Regions from separate parts of the Homo sapiens genome. Here region 2 is linked to region 1. A link is a loop called in an ENCODE intact Hi-C map of the cell type or tissue named here. Cell type or tissue: heart right ventricle. All regions are shown on one strand. Each heading gives the region's core, and the rest is flanking DNA. Links, peaks and the distances in the headings are about the cores only. Region 1 overlaps HLCS (holocarboxylase synthetase). Region 2 overlaps LOC105369308 (a long non-coding RNA gene).

Evidence for each region. Hi-C counts contacts between places; a loop is a spot of excess contacts. Peaks named below come from ENCODE experiments on the same cell type or tissue, not always from the same donor. Only the 100,000 strongest peaks of a DNase experiment are listed, where the experiment ranks them.
Region 2: it touches region 1 in a loop (4-fold over the local background); 65 of 110 quality-filtered maps call a loop at or near these places.

Annotation. Positions count from the first base shown.
Region 1 is chr21:36,925,824-36,931,087 of GRCh38, forward strand. HLCS (holocarboxylase synthetase) reads right to left here. Exons shown (of 11, transcript NM_001352514.2): 5 at 4,428-4,610. Among named protein-coding and RNA genes, the nearest start is that of HLCS-AS1, 38 kb to the right of the region's middle. RefSeq lists a silencer at 1,930-2,122. In heart right ventricle, for the core only: CTCF peaks have their summits at 1,984 (motif pointing left) and 2,183; a DNase peak (open chromatin) is centred at 1,998.
Region 2 is chr21:36,628,574-36,634,067 of GRCh38, forward strand. It overlaps LOC105369308 (a long non-coding RNA gene), which reads right to left. Exons shown (of 3, transcript NR_188246.1): 3 at 4,108-4,997. Among named protein-coding and RNA genes, the nearest start is that of SIM2, 68 kb to the right of the region's middle. In heart right ventricle, for the core only: a CTCF peak has its summit at 2,330 (motif pointing right); a DNase peak (open chromatin) is centred at 2,348; H3K27me3 peaks cover 2,604 bases.

The DNA of each region.
Region 1 (5,264 bases), core at 1-5,000:
TCTCAACTGGGAAAGAATTACATTTTCTCTAGAACATCAGATTCGATAGAAAATAAAATCTATTAAAATGTTTCTATAAAATATAAAAGAATTATGTTTTTTCTGGTGTTCTGTAAGGGAAAGGATTATGTTTCTTCTATAAAATCAGTGTTTCTCAAAAACATTCATGTCCCAGCACAGTAAAGATGTATTGCTGCTGACTGCCTGTCACCCACTGGTGGCGGGAAGATGTGGTGGCCACCAGGTGATCGCACCCCGGACACCCCACAGTGAGCCATGTGGTGTATCAGTCTCTCACCCACCAACATCTGCAGAGAGGAAGCCATGGAGAGGTCCCCATATATATGGTCTTGGAGAAACAGTTCAAAGGGCTCTGCCAAGAAACTGGAACATCCAAGCAGGGGTAGGGCACCCAGGGGTACCTTCCACCCACAGAAGCAAAGGGACAGCTTCAGCTCGGAGGCCCCCACACACCAACTCAGAGCTCACAGTTAACCCTGGAAGTCACAGCTGCCACAGGCCATGAACAAGAGTCACGTGTTTTACTATCAGAGCGAACCCTTTCTAAATAATATGTCAAATATTAATATTAACCAAAGTATCAACACCTATGAGATTCCCTGCCTTTTAACATTCAAGTGTGACCATGTGTGAGATGCCTTCAAAGTCCAATGACACGCAGTCATTTGTTTTTAGTTTTTAATAACTAATTTGGCTCATTATAAAATAACTCATAACAAATAACCAATTTGGCTCATTATAAAATAACTAATAACTAATTTGGCTTATTATATATATAATCATTATAGAAAATTTGGAAAATACAGAGAAAGTTTTAAAAGATTATTAAAATCACCCTTAAGCACTCCACCACAAATAAGTCCCATATATACCAGATTTCCTTCCAGTCTTGTTTCCTTTTTTTTTTTTTTTTTTTGAGACAGGGTCTCACTCTGTTGCCCAGGCTGGAGTGCAGTGGCACAATCATAGCTCACTACAGCCTCAACCTCCCTGGCTCAGGCAATCCTCCTGCCTCAGCCTCCCGAGTAGCTAGGACTACAGGTATGCGCCACCATGCCTGGCTAATTTTTGTATCTTCTGTAAAGAATACGAAATTCTGCCAGGTTGCCCAGGCTGGTCTCGAATTCCTGGGCTTGAGCGATCCACCTGCCTCAGCCTCCCAAGGCATTGGGATTACAGGCTTGAGCCACTGCACCTGGCCCAGTCTTCTTTCTACGGAGATAGGTGTGTGGTAAACGTGTGTTTGTGTGTTTGTTTTATGGTTTAACTTTTTGTCATTTTGCTGAGACCCAAATTTCAATCCTGCTCCTGGGAGGTTCAATTAAACGTGAAAGCCTTGGTCGGAGGAAGCCCAGCTCAGCCGCCCACAGCCTGCATCTCAGCCAAGCCCTGCTTCCTCTTGGTATCGTGCACAGTGACACTGATGGAGCCACACATGACTGGGTTTTATAGTGGGAATCACACGCTACCATGGTGTCTGGGTGTCGATGAAGGTCTCCGAGCACATCCTTCCCAAATGCCAAGGGCTGACCGTCGCTGAGGCGAGTGTTTTTTCTCTTTGGGTCTTGCTACTATTCTTTCCAGTTATATCACAGTAACGGAGAAGCACATAAATCTTCTGCGCTATTCGTCATAAAGAGCAAGTGTCAAGGCACCAAACTGTGTAAACACAGCTGGTACGCAGTAAAACTATTTAGATAACTAGCATATTTATTTTGTTCTTTCATATCCCATACTATAATAGTACCTAGGACACAGTAAACGTTGAATGAAAGATGAATATTATTAACTGGGACATTGAAATAATTTCTGCAGACCCAAAAGAAAGTGCCACCAATATAATGGAAAACTATAAAATTATACTATGTGAAACTGATATAGACAGAAAAAAATTAAATCTCTGAAGAACAACTTTATAGTTCTAGGGTCCTGTATGCGAGGCAGCCTAGCTCAGCAGCGACACCCTGTGGTGAGAGATCTTTGACTCCCAGCAACAGAGTGTCTTGCAGGGCACAGGAAGCAGAAAGCCAGCCCAGGCATCCAATCCCTAAGGCAGGCGATGAGCCAAATGGACAGGCAGGATTTAGCAGATGACTGGGTGCCAAGATCCTCTCCATGGAACTTAATTCCGTGAGGATGACTGAGATCTGTTAAGTAGGGATGCCAGAAAGAAAACCAAATACAAAGCACAAACCCAATTCCATTCCCAGTCTCTGTGGTCCAGATCTATAAATACTGACCCATAGCACAGTGACTAGATGCAGGAGGAATTCAGCTGCCTCCGGAAAGACCACCTCAGGCAGTGCATATCCACCTTCAAATTCATTTGCACTATAATCCTTTAGAGAACTTGTATTCCAAGAAAACATCATATAAAACCTTGACTTCTGCCATTTCCTTCTACAGCAGATTCAAGGACACCTAAGCAGAGTTAATAAACATTAAGAGGCCGGGAGCGCCATGCCTGTAATCCCAACACTTTGGAAAGCCAAGGCAGGCAGATTGCTTGAACTCGGGAGTTCAAGACCAGCCTGGGCAACATGGCGAAACCCTGTCTCTACAAAAAGTATTAAAAATTAGCCAGGCATGGTGATGCACACCTGTAGTCCCAGCTACTCGGGGGGCTGAGGTGGGAGGATCGCTTGAGCTTGGGAGGTGGAGGCTGCAGTGAGCCATGATTGCACCACTACACTCCAGCCTGGGCAACAGAGCAAGACCCTGCCTCAAAAACTAAAAATAAACATTAAGAAATGAGGATATGTACAACATACACGTACTCATTCCATTCCTTGGGCTCCCAAAGTAAAGCAGAATTCAGTCAGAAATAAGCAGCTGAGAGGAAAGTAGTCCACAGCACAGATATCCAAGAAAATCAACAAGGCCAAGTGGAGGGCCCGCAATGGGAAGTGAACATTTCTGAAAATAATTATTTTCCAAAGTTATTATGTAATAAGGGGCTTAGTAGGGAGTGTCCATGTATGTGTATACAGAGCAAATATTTGCTTTAATCATGTTCAAGCATTTCATTCCCAAAGTTTGTGAAAGGGGAAATCAATACTCCCTCAATTGATCAATGAACAGGTGAAAAAGTATCACCTCCCACTGCCCCAGGCTGTTTAAAAAACTGGAAGGACAAAAATGTGAAGCATCTGTTGTGTGCTTGAATATAAGCAGACACATGATACAAAGCCCTGACATGGGTATTTCAGGTTATACTCATCCTAAATACACCAGAAATGCCAAGAGTTCCAAACTTCCACTCACAAGAGAATAACCTGGGGCAGGGCCACTCTTCCTATCCACTACTCTGTCCAAGAGTCCGGAGGTCAAGTCCGAAGACCAGCATGATCAGAACTCCGAGAAAGGGCAGGGAGCTCTGCCAAGGGCAAGGCCAGGCCACCTCACTCCCGGACTTCCCCAGCTGGGAGCCTCAGAGCAGGCACTGGCTAAGGTAGCCAGCCCCAGCCCTCCATCCCCAGGAAAAGGCGACAGAGAAGGTCTAGGGGACTGGCAGTGCTCTCAGATTTTCTATCTGTCTTCTCCAAGTGAGCCCATCACACCCAGATAGCTCATAGCTCTGCTCTCCTCCAAAAACTAAGGGACACAGTGTAACACAAAAGAAAGTGCCTCCTTTTTAAAAAATGTTGGGATGAGAGGTATAATTTGTTTGTTTCAAGAGAAAGTAGGTAAGTTTAGTGTTTAAAGTCACCTAGACTATTGGGTGTTTGCAGAAACTACATGGTTATGTCATTCAACTCACAAATTTGTCTGTTCAGAGAAGACAACAGAAATAGACAAAATAATTTGTCACAATGACTATGAAACTGATAGTATGGCCAAGCAGGGGGATTAGCAAGAACCTACACCTGGAGAATCTGGCGACCTGCCCAAAACCAGGTATCAATCACAGGCAGCAAGTGCAGGCATGGGCCAAGAGAATTCCCGAACACATTCCCAGCTCCGTGGGCATTTTCCTGTCAGACACGACTCACAGACGTGAAACCCAGAGCGCTGTTGCCACAAGATGGCAGACATTAGCACAAATGTGATTGTTCCAAAGATTTGCTGAAAGTGGCTCAAGTCAAAACAAATGTTTTCAATCCCAAATGAATAAAGTTACAGTCTGAATATACTCTTGACACAGGGACCCTCTTCCCCCTAACGTGGAAAGGGCCACACCTGCAGACTTAACACCTTTCTAAACTCTACTAGTTGGCCCTCTCTTATATATAATCCTCCCCCAACAAAATGAATATTTGCACATCTTGAAGATGATTTCCAAACCCGAAGTCAAAACAGAAATGGAAAATCAAAACCAACCAAAATAAAACAATTAAAGCAACGGGTCGCCACTGTGAAGAGGGCCACGTCACAGCGCGCTCTGCCCAGCTGAGCCCACAACTCACCTCCGCAGCTGACAGCAAGTAAAGAGGAGTTAAGGCAGGAACTTGTTTCATGTCACAGCTGAGGCCAAGGGTTGTCAGAATCTCTCTAAGGACTTCGTATCTTCTAAAATTGCTTGACTTGAGCAAGTTAAAATCTTCTGGAGTTTGCACTATGTTGGAGCTGGGAGGTAGTTCTAAGTGCACCTGAAGGGGAAAGATAGCACTATGTAAACTGAGGGCACTCACAGGCAATGAGAAAAACAGTTTCTTTTTTCTTTTTCTTTTTTTTTTTAAATTTAGAGACAGGATCTCATTATGTTGCCCAGGCTGGTCTTGAACTCCTGGGCTCAAACGATCCTCCCACCTCAGCCTCCCAAAGTGCTGGGATTACATGTATGAGCCACCACATCTGGCCAAAAAATTTCTTTACCAGTTTTCTTCTCCAAGTGAGCACATCACACCCAGATAGCTCATAGCTTTGCTCTCCTCTGAAAATTAAGGGACACAGTATAACCCACAAGAGAAAACTTGAACATGAATTTTTCTAATTATCAATAGCATATAAACTCTGAAGCTGTATATCTGGAAAGTCATGGCCAACAAAAGAACGATTCCAAAGAGCCTACTCAAATTTTGGTTGTCAGGCTGAGAGGCCACGGTGGAAATGACCCTGGACAGTCATCATCTCTCTCCAGGTACTGATGTTCCACACTCATCAGTCATATGACCTTCCGCAAGTTACTTAACTTGATTATAGGAACAAAATATCTAGGGCCGGGAGCGGTGGCTCACGCCTGTAATCCCAGCACTTTGGGAAGCCAAGGCGGGCAGATCACCTGAGGTCGGGAGTTCAAGACC
Region 2 (5,494 bases), core at 219-5,218, 300 kb before region 1:
TTGGACTTCATGGGCCAGGACTTCAAGGTGAACTAAAAGTAACAAGCAAAAGCCACTTGCCTCTTCTCTGCTTGAGGGGAAGTCGACCATAGAGTCAATTCGTCCCTTCGCTGATTTACTGGCTATCACAACAAACACCCTGAAATACATTCCGGAATATTATCATTGCCGCAGCATCTGCTCTGCTCTGCCAGCAAACACGACTCCCCAAAGCCACGCCAGGGCGTCACCTACTCTCCTACCTCTGCACATCCATTATATTTTTGTAACGGCAAAGGGTGCAAAAAGCAAACAGTGTGAGCTGGGCGCATGTTTTTCTAACAGGGCAGTAAGAAAATACTTGCTACCTGAGATATTTCTGTAAGTCAGTGAAGCACGCCATTCAACATGTGGGTTGCATTATCCTCTGAGTTGAGCCTGGCTTTCTAACTCACACTAAACAGGCGTCTGCCAGGGCTGAGTTTAATAAAAACTGCAACTTTCGCTAGTTAATGCATATAGGCAATAAAGATTCAGGCATCCCGAGTGCTTAAGAACAGGCTAATTGCTGTGCACTCTGTCCCTAAATGAGGGTTGTCCCCAAAAAACAGCAGAGAGACAATGACCCTGTGAGCATCCACTAGGACCAGCCTGTGATGCAAGCTTTTGAAGCATCCACACGTGATGTGCGTCAAGCTTCTGAAGCTACGCTCCTGAGGAAGGCTTTGTGCAGCTCAGACTTCCCCACCATCTGCTAACCATGCCCTGCGATGGTTTCCATCCTAAGTGGATTTATGTTCCATCCCTTCATGATGCTTGCCTACAAGGAAGGCTGTATTATTTGGAATGTATTATTTGGGTCCTGGACTGTATTATTTGGGTCCTAGAGTTTTTTCAACATGTTCATGTTGATGGTTATGTCCTTTGATTTCACTGAGGTCATTACAAGAAGCGTCTAGATGAAGATGATTAAGAAGCTTCTGCATTGGAACTGACGTCGTTTCGTTATCAAGGGTGCCCCTCGTTTTGTCACCCAGGGAGCCCAGTAGATGGTCCAACAAAAAAAAAATTTTTAACATAATGCCAGGAGAGAAATGCCCTTAAAAATGATTAAGTGGCCAGGCGCGGTGGCTCATGCCTGTAATCCCAGCACTTTGGAAGGCCGAGGTGGGTGGTCAGGAGGTCAGGAGATCGAGACCATCCTGGCTAACACGGGGAAACCCCTTCTCTAACTAAAAACACAAAAAATTAGCCGGGCATGGTAGCGGGCACCTGCAGTTCCAGCTACTCGGGAGGCTGAGGCAGGAGAATGGCATGAACTCCGGGAGGCAGAGCTTGCAGTGAGCGGAGATCGCGCCACTGCACTCCAGCCTGGGTGACAGAGCGAGACTCCATCTCAAAAAAAAAAAAAAAAGAAAAAGAAAAAGAAAGAAAGAAAGCAGCAACTTCCCCACTCAATCTTGGGAAATGAGGGGACAGGTAGCCCTATTTTCTGTAAGAAATAGTTTCTGGGCCAGGCACCTTGGCTCTCACCTGTAATTCTAGCACTTAGGAAGGCTGAGGCGGGAAGATGACTTGAGCCCAGGAGTTTGAGATCAGCCTGGGCAACATAGTGAGACCGTGTCTCTATAAAAAAATTTGAAACTTAGCCAGGTGTGGTAGCATGAGCCTATGATCCCAGCCACTCCAGAGGCTGAAATGGGAGGATCACTTGAGGCCAGGAGTTGGAGGCTGCAGTGAGCTATGATCATGCCACTGCACTCCAGCATGGATGACAAAAAAAAAAAAAAAAAAGAAAGAAAATAAGAATACATTCTCACTCACCCCTCCTCCAGAATATATATTTTTTTAAATTCCTAGTTAGAAACTCCAAGCTGTCACTGATTTAAAAGAAAAACAGTTGCTGGGAGATACACAGCTTGCTAAAGCAGAAGTCTTTCAAAATGTCACTAAAATATGAGAGTTTCCTCTAGTTATTTGGTTTCCGCCAAATAGCTAACCTATTGCCAGCTGCACACAGGAGTTAGAAAAAGGTTACAATTCATCCCACCCGATTTGAGATTTTTCCAGTTAAAGACATGGCGAGGTAGAAAGACCAAGTCCCTTGTGATGTTAGATGGTCCTGGGGTACCATTGGACTGGCCGAGTCTAATCCCTGCTCCGCCCTTAGTAGCTCTACAGCCATGGGGATGGAGCTTATCCTCTTGGCCCCCCTTTCCTTATCTTTGAAACCAGAGATATGTCTTAGATGATCTCAATGTCTCCCCTTTTTCTGAAGCCTATTACAACCTTGTGGAACCAACCATTCCTAGGGTCGCATGAGCTCGCCTTTCCTAAGGGGAATATTGAAAAGCATCCACCAGGGGGCGCCTGATCCGCTTCAGGCGGTGGCACCGGACTGGATTAACCCTGCAGACAGGTGAGGTGACCCCAGCTTTCCCATCCAGCCCTGGAAGGATTCCGGATGTCCGGGGATGTGACAGCCTCCCAGGGATTAGGCTAGAATCACACCATCTCCGCTACCAACCTGTTTTGCAATTTATTGACGCCTCTGAGCAGCTGGTCTGGATGACTCTATTTTCGGAAATTTCTGGCGTTTGGGGCCAGCTGTCTATGGGGGAAACATCTTTTCAGTACGCTCACGTATATGATTCAGTTGCAGGCAAGAATCTGGGAGCTGCTGGAAGCTGGGGGGAAAAGTCTCTGACTCTTGCCTTCAACCCCTGGCCACTGAGAAGTGGGACTGCAGCTAGTATGGCCCCCATAGCTATTGAAATGCCCGAGACACGTCAGTGTCTAAACATCTCTCAGACCACCCCTTCCACTTGGATGAACAACAGCCATCCTTTGAGAGCAGTGTGGTTCAGAAGCCACACCCTTAGTGCCTACATATTCAGGTTGGAGAACAGGTCTGCAGCCAGCCCTCAGCAGATACAGGGCCAGCTTGGAGGATAGGCTGACCAAAGAACTGAGAAGACTTATTTGGTCTCCATCACAGTTCTTGGAGAAGATGGAAAAAAGCGGGGTGGTTGAGCACCTGACATTCAAAATTGACCTACGTTGAGTGTTTGAGTTGTGAAAACCCATTAACAAGAAGGCGAATGTTTGGCTTTTTGCTGCCACAGATAAGGGCAGCTTAGGAGAGTTGCACTTTTTACCATACCCTGGAATAAAAATAACCTATCTGTCTATATCATAGACAGACCAGTTTGGGGTTTTATCCTTTAGTGTTTTGTTTTTTTTTTTTTGAGACAGAGTCTCACTCCACCTGCGCTGGAGTATGGTGGTGTAATCACTGCGCCCTGCAGCCTCAACCTCCCGGGCTCAGGTGATTCCCCCACCTCAGCCGCCCGTGTAGCGGGGACTACAGGTGCATGCCACCATGCCTGGCTAATTTCTGTATTTTTTGTAGATATGGGGTTTTACCATATTGCCCAGGCTGTTCTTGAACTCCTGGCCTCAAGCAATCTGCCCATCGTGGCCTCCCAAAGTGCTGAGATTACAGGAGTGAACCACTGGGCCTGTCCCTCCTTTGATGATCTGGATTAACCTGCCAACAGTCTGTCTTTTCCTGTAAGTCTGAAAAAAGCCACATCCTAACCCTGAAAGGGAGATCAGGTCTACAGGACTTGTGGGTGTTTTTTCCAATGCTGCCTTCTTCCCCCACCCTCTGCCTCCCATTCCAGGTGGGAAACGTGCTGGCAGGGTGACTTCTCTGGATTATAAACTCCGTGCCCTCACAGCTCTGAAGACTCAGTAGCCAGCACTAACATTGGTGAGGGGTGAAGAGCTGCTAACTGATGCTTATTATGTCTGAGCGCCAGGAACTTACAAGAAAAGTGGCCCCTGCTTCTCCCGGAACTGATGGTTCAAAGAAGCCAGCAGTCAGGCTGACAGCAGTCCTGCCAAACCTTCTCTCAGATGCAGGCTGTCCCTAAATGATAACAAGCTCCTGGAGGATCTGGGATGCCAGGATGACTGAATGCTCCTGTCCTCTCTCAAACCATCCAGCAAAGGGGCCGAGAGCTGTTTCCTCACCCAGTAATGCAGGCAAAATGCTGCATGAACTGGACAGAATTCATGAGGGTGTTCTGGTTGGAACTATCTGAATAATAACTGCTCCGGGACTGTGGGTTGTTTGATATTTTATTTCCTAAGAAGGGTAGGGGAAAACATGTAGGGACCCAATGTCTTGGTCCCAAAAGATAAACCCATCGTGGGGCCTGTGAAAGAAGAATGACATCCTTATCTCAGGCTGTTCTTGGACTCTTCATCACAGGGTGTCTGAGCCTGTGTGGATAAAATGTTCTGGAATAATGGGGCCGCTCTTTCCTTCCCCACCCCCATCCAACTGTGAAACAAGTTGTCATCTCAGAAGTGCCACAGAAGGGGGTGGCCTCCTGATCCACTTCCCGACTGACCTCACAGCCTCCAAGTCCTGGCTGAAGATTCCAGGTGGTAACTGCAGGGGCTGGACAGGAATGGTGCAGGTCTGAGCATGTGCACACTGACAGCTGTGAGCGATGGGGGACCCTGGCCATGCAGAAGAGGCACCTGCTGCCACCACACCCTGTGGGGAAGTGGGTGTGGGGAGGAAGAAAAGGGAAACATCCTTCTTGGTGGCAACTTCATAGCACCAGTCCCAGGATGAGTGGAGATGGCCACTACACAGTCTCCAAGTGACAGGAGCAGAGTCTGGCCACACGAGTCCCATCAGGAGAATGTGGCCCCGCAGGGCCTTGGCCCATCCACTCTTACCCCAGACCTCCTGGGAACTGCACAGGGCCAATCTTACATCAACCTGTAAAGACCCCTTGGCCACTTCCTGGGAAGGAGGACTGGGGCAAGTCACCGAATATCTCTTGACTTCACCTTCTCTTGCACAACAGGAAACATCAGAGCCACTTTTGTTATTGTAAACATTGAATGCATGGAGCATGTAAAGGTCCTTCCTAGAGTAGGATAAATGGGAGACTTCCTTCTTCAAAGGCTTCACTGTTTCTTAAAGCTGAGTCCTCCTGGCTCAAAGAGAGCAAAGATAAAGGAATTAGGAGCAGCCTCTCTCAAGCCAAAACTTACCCTTTTGCATTGATTGCTTCTGTAACAAATTCAAGTATCCCTATTGGCAAATAGATATTTTGGGCAGACTAAAGCAAAGATAACCAACAATGCAAGACTTCACATTTTAAATTGTTTCAAATGTTAAAGCTACCAGCCCAAGACCACCAGGAACACACTTGTCAAACACAGTGAGTTGCATTAGCTTGCAAGGGAGCACACACTGGGGAGCTATAGACTTCTCAAATAAGGACAGTCAGGAAGGGTATCATTATGGGAACTAGCAGGGGATGTGGGGTCATTCTTGGGAGGACTGGTCAACTTGTAAACAAGGTGAGTTGCTGGGACAGCATCTTTCCTTTAGAATACATGCAGTACACTTAAGCCTGTGCCGTTACTGTGAGATCAGCGTGCCCATGGTCTTCTTGAGAACATAGCCATCTGAATAAGGGTGAAG